Regions from separate parts of the Homo sapiens genome. Here region 2 is linked to region 1. A link is an interaction called in ENCODE POLR2A ChIA-PET data of the cell type or tissue named here. Cell type or tissue: MCF 10A. All regions are shown on one strand.

The links. Peaks named below come from ENCODE experiments on the same cell type or tissue, not always from the same donor. Only the 100,000 strongest peaks of a DNase experiment are listed, where the experiment ranks them.
Region 2: POLR2A ChIA-PET joins it to region 1 with 5 read pairs; 14 of 35 experiments call an interaction of 5 or more read pairs at or near these places.

What each region holds. Positions count from the first base shown.
Region 1 is chr19:7,782,293-7,787,292 of GRCh38, reverse strand. It overlaps LOC105372263 (a long non-coding RNA gene), which reads right to left. Exons shown (of 5, transcript XR_001753858.2): 5 at 2,109-3,797. Among named protein-coding and RNA genes, the nearest start is that of CLEC4M, 22 kb to the right of the region's middle. In MCF 10A, no CTCF peak of the experiment used is centred here; a DNase peak (open chromatin) is centred at 3,032.
Region 2 is chr19:7,682,112-7,687,111 of GRCh38, reverse strand. It overlaps TRAPPC5 (trafficking protein particle complex subunit 5), which reads right to left. Exons shown (of 2, transcript NM_001042462.2): 2 at 1-4,870. The coding sequence starts at 4,858. The coding sequence ends at 4,292. Among named protein-coding and RNA genes, the nearest start is that of TRAPPC5, 3.8 kb to the right of the region's middle. RefSeq lists silencers at 2,021-2,203, 4,755-5,000. In MCF 10A, no CTCF peak of the experiment used is centred here; no DNase peak of the experiment used is centred here.

The sequences.
Region 1 (5,000 bases):
CTGGAGGCTTCTCTTTGGAGCTTGGACCCCTCTCTTATGGGCCTGGGGCTGGGTTTCCGCCTGAGAGGGACACACTGGACCCGACCAAATTGTAACCCCTGCTGGCTCCTGAGAAAGCCCCCAAGGCGTAGCTCCCCAGGCCAGTTCAGGTCCCTCCTCAGAGGCTGGGTCTGAACCTGACCTTGATTCACTCCCTCTGTGCCAGAAGAGAGCAAACAGAGGTTTTGTTGAGGAGGTGGTCTGCTGAGCTGCAGGACTCTACCACTTGGTGGGTGGCGGATGGGGCTGTGCAGTGTGTAGCTTCAGGAAGCCTCAACTTTCTTTTTCTTTTTTTCTTTTGAGACAGAGTCTCCCTTTGTTGTCCAGGCTGGAGTGCAGTGATGCAATCTCGGCTCACTGCAACCTCCGCCTCCCAAGTTCAAGCGATTCTCCTGCCTCAGCCTCCCAAGTAGCTGGGATTACAGGTGCGTGCCACCACGCTTGGCTAATTTTTGTATTTTTAGTAGAGATGGGGTTTCACCGTGTTGGACAGGCTGGTCTCGAATTCGTGACCTCAGATGATCCGCCTTCCTTGACCTCCCAAAGTGCTGGGATTACAGGTGTGAGCCACGGCGGCCAGCCTAGAAGCCCCAGTTTTCTTTTACCAACCCTGAAAAGAGTACAGTGACGGGGCTTCTCTCAAAGAAACACCGAGAAACAATGAAGTTACGCATGTCTACCCAGAACCATCTCAGGTTCATCAAAAACTCTCAATGTTCATGCATTCTTTCAACAAACATTGAATACCTGCCATGTGCCAGGTATTTTAAAATATTATAACCAGCCGGGCGCGGTGGCTGACGCCTGTAATCCCAGCACTTTGGGAGGCTGAGGTGGGCGGATCACGAGGTCAGGAGATCGAGACCATCCTGGCTAACAAGGTGAAACCCCGTCTCTACTAAAAATACAAAATATTAGCCGGGCATGGTGGCGGGCGACTGTAGTCCCAGCTACACGGGAAGCTGAGGCAGGAGAATGGCGTGAACCCGGGAGGCGGAGCTTGCAGTGAGCCAAGATCGCGCCACTGCACTCCAGCCTCGGGGACACAGCGAGACTCCACCTCAAAAAAAAAAAAATATTATCACCTACATAGAGGAATAAATGTAAAGATTGCAACTACGAAGAGCATTTGCACAGAGTGATTACATTACTAAAATTAATAGAAACAACAAACTAGAAAGTTAATGAAAAATAAAGCCTCTAAAATAGCAACTCAAATTATCGTGTATCTAAGAATCAATAAAGAATGCACCAGAGGCCAGGTGCGGTGGCTCATGCCTGTAATCCCGGCCTTTTGGGAGGCTGAGGCGGGTAGATCGCTTGGGCCCAAGAGTTCAAGACCAGCCTGGGCAACATGGTGAGGCCCTCCTCTCTACAAAAAATACAAAAATTAGTCAAATGTAGTGGCATGCGCCTGTAGTCCCAGCTACTCTGAAGACTGAGGTGGGAGGATCACTTGAGCCCAGGAGTTCGAGGCTCCAGGCTGTAGTGAGCTATGATAGTGCCACTGCACTCTAGCTGGGTAATAGAGGAAGACTGTAAAATAAAAATAAAAAAAATGCACAGGACATATCTGCAGAGAAAAAAATTTAAATTCAATTAGAGAATACTGTAAAAAGGATTTGGATAAAGATAGCTAATGTTTCCAGAGGTCAGAAGAATTAACATAAAAGGGCCAGCCAGGCGCAGTGGCCCACATGTGTAATCCCAGCACTTTGGGAGGCTGAGGCAGGTGGATCACCTGAGGTCAGGAGTTCGAGACCAGCCTGGCCAACATGGTGAAACCTCGTCTCTACTAAAAATACAAATTAGCCAGGCGTGGTGGGCGCCTGTAATCTCAGCTACCCTGGAGGCTGAGGCAGGAGAATTGCTTGAACCGGGAGGCAGAGGTTGGTTGCAGTGAGCTGAGATTGTGCCACTGCACTCCAGCCTGGGTGACAGAGCAAGACTCTGTCCCAAGAAACAAAACAAAAAACAAAACAAAACAAACAAAGAAACACCCACACACAAAAATCAATTGAAAAATGGGCCAGGGGAATGAAAAGGCAATTCATAGAAGAAGCCAAAGATTGAGCACATATTTCAGGAAAGTTTAATGTCTACTTAATTGTAGAAAAAATAATGAGGTACAACCTTATACCAATTAAAATGCAACCATTAAAAAGATGCATAGTATTAAGTGTTGGTGAAGATGTGAGGAAGTGGGAACTGTTGCTCACTGCTGGTGGAAGTATAAATTAGTTCAGTAATTTGGAAAACAGTCTGGAAGTATGTAGTGAAATACAGGTGGCATATACCCTCTGATATTTTAAAAAGAGATACTTTTTAGAGAAGGTTTCTCCAAGGGCATTTACAAGGATGTTCAACACAGTGTTGTTTACAGTAGCAGAGTTGGGGGTAACCTACAAGACCCTGAGCAGGCAAAGAGTAAGTAAAGTGTAGTGAGTACACACATGAAACAAATCGTAATCAACTAGTTGTACAGGCAGCAGCAGTCCAGATTCTTAGTAGCCTAGAGCTGGGAGAAGCAGAAATGATTTGATTCAATAACACACACACACACACACACACACACACATACACACACACTCCAAGTATGTATAAATATTAAGGATATGACTTCACTACTATGAAATCTATGCATGCAACAAAATTACACCTGTACCCCATAAATTTATAGCAATAAGAAAGGCAAATGTAAGCATATTTTCCTTAAAAAACTAATGTAAGGGCATGTATCAAACACATCAGAATGGATGTCTATGGTACAGAGGGAGGAGGAAGGGTTAAACATTAAAAGTTAGCAGTGCTTAGGAGACGCTGAAGGGTTAACAAAACTTAGCTTCCTAGACTCTTCTTTCTAGAAGTTCCCTTGTTCCCAAACCATCTGACTCATCTTGCTTTCATCATCAGAAACGGAGCGCTGAAAGCTGACTTAGCAGCAGGCTTAACCGTAGGGCAGGAACTTTTTGGAGGGCACGCCCTCTTCATTCTGAGGCTTTTAGGGACAGGTGCTCAAAGGGAGGAAATCAGAAAAACTGCAAGGATTGCACAATCTCTGTCCAGGGCAACCATAGGAATGTGTTCTGGGGAAAGGATTTAGATGGCAGTGTTTCATCAGACCTTATGGAGGAGATAGAGGCTCTGCTGGATACACCTGTGGCTGAAGCTGCCTTGGCGAGCCAGGGCGGAGCTGTCCAGCTTAGTGAGGAAGCCAGAAGGCTGCCCATCAATGTCCTGTGCCCAGACCTCGCTGCGGGGTAACTGAGAGCGGAAGAGAGGTCCTAGAAGGAGGCAGCAGACCTCCACATCTATCCCTGGCCCAGGACAAGGAAGGGAGGCCTGTTTCTCAGGCGAGTGGGGAACATGTAACCACGGAATTTGAAGACAATATGATGAGCTTGGGAAGTACAGGAGACTGTGAGGACCACTGGAGACACTGGCTGAGCCTGGAGGATCCGAGAGGGCTTCCTGGAGGAGGTGATGCTTGAGGAGGGAGTCAGAATTATTCCAGAGGAGATAAATAACATTAAAGAACGTTCTCAATACGGTATCAGCACATGCAAGAATAGAGGATAAGGGAACAGGTTGGAGAAGCTGAGACTAATTCAGGGGCAGTCATCTGGGGCTAGGGTGTCAGCTGGGTCACATCACACAAGGACCTGAAGAGCAGGGACAAGAGGTTTGGACAAATGTGGGAAGAAGGTGAAAGTCACAAGATTCAGCTCCAAGGCCATGACCACTCTGGTTTCCATTCTCTGCAGAGATGAGAGGGTTGCTGTAACCAGGGAAGCCAGCCCACTGCAAAGGGCATGTGGCACATTGGTTGTCGCTCTGAATTTTGGCTTTGCTTTTTTATTACGAAGCATGCAAAGAGGTTTGTAGAAACAAATATAAACGCTATGCCTTTCACTCGGCTTTTTCAAGTTTTGACATCTTCATGTATTTCAGATCACCTTAAAAGTAAAGCATCATTACGTAACAAATCATAACAAATAGAGTGGAGGTCCCTTGTACCCCACCCTGCTCCTATTCCCCTCCCCAAGGTAACTGCCCTCCCAAACTTGGTGTTTATCCTATTTAAAATAATTATGCATGTACCCAAGGACAATATTTTGGATTTTTTTTTTTTTGAGAAGAAGTCTCACTCTGTTACCCAGGCTGGAGTGCAGTGGTACGATCTCGGCTCATTGCAACGTCTGCCTCCCAGGTTCAAGCAATTCTTCTGTCTCAGCCTCCTGAATAGCTGGGACCACAGGCACACTCCCCCACACCTGGCTAATTTTTGTATTTTTAGTAGAGACGGGGTTTCACCATATTGGTCAGGCTGATCTTGAACTCCTGACCTCAGGTGATCCACCCACCTCAGCCTCCCAAAGTGTTGGGATTACAGGCATGAGCTGCCATGCCTGACCTATGCTGGTTTGTTTTGCACATCTGAAAACTTTACAGGAGTGTTACCACATGGTCTATATCCTTCCGTAACTTGTTTTTGTCCTCTCTACATTACATTTATGAGATATATCTATTCAATACCCATTATTCATTTAAAAATGAAGACAGGCACAAAAACTAAATGCTTAATAAAGAGAGAACAGAATAAAGCTTTCTTAATTTGAGAAGTGGTAATTTCTGGGATCCTACAGAAATATCTTACATAACACTAAAATATGAGAAACATTTTAGGTAAAATGAAGAACAAATAAAGATGTCCGTGGTTTAGTGGGTTGATTTATAGCTCCCAAAAAGACATGCTGAATGCCTAACCTCTGGTATCTGTGAATGTGACTTTTAAAATTGGGAAACACGGTCTTTTTTTTTTTTTTTTTTTTGAGATGGAGTTTCACTCTGTTGCCCAGGCTGGAGTGCAGTGGTAAGACCTCGGCTCGTTGCAACCTCTGCCTCCCGGGTTCAAGTGATTCTGCTGCCTCAGCCTCTTGAGTAGCTGGGATTACAGGTGT
Region 2 (5,000 bases), 100 kb after region 1:
GAAGTTTCCTCCAGCTCAGATAAAAGGCCAAAGCCAGCTGCGCACAGTGGCTCATGCCTGTCATCCCAGCGCTTTGGGAGGCTGAGGTGGGAGGACTGCTTGAGTTCAGGAGTTTGAGGCCAGCCTGGGCAACATAGTGAGGCCCCATCTCTACAAAAAATACAAAAACTAGAGGTGTAGTGATGGGCAACTTGGTCCCAGCTGCTTGGGAGGCCGAGGTGGGAGGATTGTGCCCCTGCTCTCAGCCTGGGCGACAGTGAGAACCTGTCTCAAAAAAAAAGAAGAAGAAAAGAGAAAAAGCCAGCCAGGTGCGGTGGCTCACGCCTGTAATCCTAGCACTTTGGGAGGCCAAGGCGGGCAGATCACTTGAGGTCAGGAGTTCCAGACCAGCCTGGCCAACATGGTGAAACCCCGTCTCCACTAAAAATACAAAAATTAGCTGGGTGTGGTGGCGGATGCCTATAGTCCCAACTATTCAGGAGGCTGAAGCAGGAGAATTGCTTGAACCCAGGAGGCTGAGATCTGAGATCGCACCACTGCACTCCAGCCTGGGCGACAGAGTGAGACTCCATCTCTAAATAATAATAATAATAATAATTAATCTGTGTGACCATGGGCACATGACTTCTTTTGGAACCTGCCTGTGAAATGAGCTGATGCTGCTTGCCCAGCTCACCAAGGGCTGGTGCCTGGCTCCTCCTCCTCCTCTTCCTCTCACCCACCCACCTGGAGGGTCCAGGGGAAGACCTTCCTTGCAGCCCAGAGCACCGTAAGTTAGAGCTGCTGTGATCAGAAGCTGCCGAACCACAGGCTCTTCTTTCTCTTCATCCTCCCTTGCCCCAACCCCGGGCCCAGCCTCATAACCCTACAGCTTGTTCAAACGTTTTCCCTTCTCCTCAAGCCCCCTAACTCACCCTCGGTGGCCGGTGGGGATGGGGCGTGGGAACAGACCCTGGGCCCTGCACTCCCAGCTTACAAATTCCCGCAGCCCCTCTTCCTCCCTCCCGATTTCTCTGACATCCCTCACAGCCCCGCCTCTGGACAGAAGAATGGCCCCTGCCCTGGCCGGCCCTGGAAGCCCCTCTCGCCAGGGTCTCAGAGGACCTGCCTGGGGCTGCTTAGCCCAAAGCGTCCTGCATTTTGCTCTGAAATCCAGCTTCTCAGACACCATGTTCCCCTCCCTCCGTCCCCCATCCAGGACTGTGGTTTCTGTGTCTGTGCAGACGCCCAGACCTCCCTCCAGAACTCCAGACCCCAAACCCCAAGACCTGTGCATCTGCTGGCCCCCTAGACGCCTCCCCCTCATTCCAGATTCAGGCTATCATCCTGCCCAAGCCCTCTCCCGGCGCCTCCCTCCACCTCCAACAGCCAACAGCTATTCCAGGATCAGCCCTGGGGCTATGTGTGGTGGTTGCTCAATGGTTTCATTCATCCTAGAGACGCCACCTTCTCCCCAGTGTGCTGAAGCCCACCCTGCTCAATGCCTCTTGCTAGGATGGCTGAGACTGCCCTGACCAAGCCCTCAGCCCTGGTCCACCAGGCAGTCCAACAGAGCATCCTAAACAAATCTAGAGGTGACACCGACCCCTTTGGCCCTTCTCATAACCAGTGAGGGGAGCCCAGCTGACAGTCCCTGCAGTTCCTTTTCTGAACAGACCTGTCTGTTCACATTCTGGGGGGCGGTGGAAAGGAAGCAGGGAAGATTGGATCATGGTTCCCCCAAAAAATCTGGAAGAACTTTCCTTGGGGGAGAGGAGGAGTTATCAGGAACCAAGTGTGGTGAACAAAAAGGGAAAGGAAAATTGCCTGAGGTGTAATACATTACTTTTTTTTTCTTTTTTAAGACAGGGTCTCACTCTGTTGCTCAGGCTGGAGTGCCAGTGGTGTGATCTTGGCTCACTTCAACCTCCGCCTCCCAGGTTTAAGTGATCCTCCTGCCTTAGCCTCCCAAGTAGCTGGGATTACAGGTGCCTGCCACCACGCCCAGCTAATTTTTGTATTTTTAGTAAAGATGGGTTTTGCCATGTTGACCAGGTTGGTCTCAAACTTCCGGCCTCAAGTGATCTGCCCACCTCGGCCTCTCAAAGTGCTGGGATTACAGACATAAGTCGCCACGCCTGGCCTTATTTCAAATTCTTTTAGACAAGGTCTCACTATGTTGCCCAGGCTGGACACCAACCCCTGGCCTCAAGCGATCCTTCTGCCTCGGCCTCCTGAATAGCTGGGACTCCAGGTGTGCACCACTGCACCCCACTTATTTTAAAATTTTTTTAACAAGGGAAATGTGTTTGTATCATCCTGGACTTTAAAATTAACTTTAAAGTATTGACCAGACTGGCCAACACAGTGAAACCTCATCTCTACTAAAAATACAAAAAATTAGGTAGCTGGGACTACAGGAATGCACCTCCATGCCCAGCTAATTTTTGTATTTTTAGTAGAGACAGGGTTTCACCATATTGGCCAGGCTGGCTCGAACTCCTGACCTCGTGATCCGCCTGCCTCGGCCTCCCAAAGTGCTGGGATTATAGGCGTGAGCCACCGCGCCTGACCTTTTTGTTTTTTAGATGGAGTTTCGCTCTTGTTGCCCAGGCTGGAGTGCAATGGTGCAATCTCGGCTCACTGCAACCTCCACCTCCCGGGTTGGAGCGATTCTCCTGCCTCAGCCTCCCAAGTAGCTGGGATTACAGGCATGTGCCACCACACCCGGCTAATGTTTTCTATTTTTAGTAGAGACGGGGTTTTGCCATGTTAGCCAGGCTGGTCTCGAACTCCTGACTTCAGGTGATCCACCTGCCTCAGCCTCCCAAAGTGCTGGGATTACAGGCGTGAGCCACCGCACGTGGCCCCTCCTGGTGATTCTGATACCCTAAAGCCTGCATCTCAATCTAAGGTCCCCAGGAATCCCCTGGGGGCCTCGCTAAAATGCACCCTCAGATTCAGCAGCTCTGGGGTGGGCCTGAGACTGCATTATGGACCAACTCCCAGTTGATGCTGCTACTGCTGATCTACAGAACACACTTTGATTTGGCTCACGCCTGTAACCCCAGCACTTACGGAGGCCAAGGTGGAAGGATTGCTTGAGGCCAAGAGTTTGAGACCAGCCTGGGCAACCTAATAAGAGCCCCCATCTCTACAAAAATTTTTTAAAAATTAGCTGGGCATGGCTGGGCGCCATGGCTCACGCCTGTAATCCCAGCACTTTGGGAAGCCGAGGTGGGCAGATCACGAGGTGAGGAGATCGAGACCATCCTGGCTAACATGGTGAAACCCCGTCTCTACTAAAAATACGAAAAATTAGCCAGGTGTGGTGGTGGGCACCTGTAGTTCCAGCTACTCGGGAGGCTGGGGCAGGAGAATGACATGAACCCGGGAGGCGGAGCTTGCAGTGAGCCGAAGCCGAGATGCTGCCACTGCACTCCAGCCTGGGCGACAGAACAAAACCCTGTCTCTGAAAAATATAATAAATGAGGGAAGAAGGCAAACAATCTCCCTCTGCCTGTTTTCTAGGCACACGGTGACACCCACTCCTTTACATGTTGTCTGTGGTTGCATTCAGTACATCAGCGGAGTAATGGGGCAAGAGCACATGGCGGCACAGCAGTGGCTCACGCCTGTAATCCCAGCACTTTGGGAGGCTGAAGTGGGCGGATCACCTGAGATGAGGAGTTCGAGACCAGCCTGACCAACATGGTGAAACCCCATCTCTACTAAAAATACAAAAATTAGCCGGGTGTGGTGGGAGGCACCTGTAATCCCAGCTACTTGGGAAGCTGAGGCAGGAGAATCACGTGAACCCAAGGTGGAGGTTTGCAGTGAGGTGAGATGGTGCCACTGCACTCCAGCCTGGGCGACAGAGCAAGACTCTATCTCAACAAATAAAAAAAATAATAATAAAGACCACATGGCATAAAATATTGCCCATCTGGCACTTTGCGCAGTTTGCCCACCCCCAGTCTAAAGGCGTCTGTCTCAGCCTGATGCGTCTCCCAGGACCCCATGCCCCCTCCAGCCTGCAGACAGCCTCCAACCGTGATTCCAGAACCTGCCAGCATTTCCCACCAACTCCTTTTGCCGGGTTTATTTCTCCCCACCACTCCTGGTCTCACTCAACCCCCCAACCCTATGGCCAGACCCGCCCCCACTCTACTGTAAACACATTCGGACCTGGCCTCCCTCCCCAGCCTGGGGCAGGGCTGTGGCTCAAGGTACTGAGTGGATCTAAGGCCGCCACACAAGACACAAGACACACGTGGGGAGGGGCTCTCTGTATCCTTTATCTCCGGCAGGGTCAGCGGCCCTCCAGGGCCCGGTCTCGAGCGATGACTGCCTCCTCGAACTTGATCATGAGCGTGGTGCCCTTGTGCCAGTGCGCCGTGACCTTGGCAGGGAAGCCGCTGTGTGTGAGCACCGCCTCCACGATGCCCGCCGTGAAGCTGGCGCAGTTGAGCGTGCTGTTCTCCTTGGGCACGGAGATGTAGGTGTTGATGAGCGGCTCGCGCTCGATGATGTAGAAGGTGCGCGCGTCATCGTTGGCCTGCTCCAGCTTGTCCGCCTCCTTGCCGAAGAGCGCCTTCCACACGGCGCCCTTGACGAAGAGCAACGCGCCTAGCACCTTGGTCTCACGCCGGGCACCCTTTTCGCGCGCCACCAGCGCATCCAGCACGCGCGCGCCCACCTGGCGGCCCAGCGCGGCCAGGCGCGACTGCAGCTCGGCCACGGAGAAGACGCGGCTCTGGCAGTGCTGTACCAGCTCGGAGAACAGCAGTGCGAAGGCGCTCAGGCTCACCTCGGTGCGCGGCCGCGCCAGCGCGCGCTCCAGCAGCGCCGACTTCCCGCGCGTGAAGCGCGCCTCCATGCCGCCGCCACCCTGCGGGGAGACCAGGAAGTGCAGGTGTCAGGGGCAATGGGAAGGGGAGCAGGCCGGGAGGAAAGGAGGGAGAACCGCGAGGGGCCCTGGGACACCCTCGACCCATGCCACTGTTGTGTGCTCCAGTGCC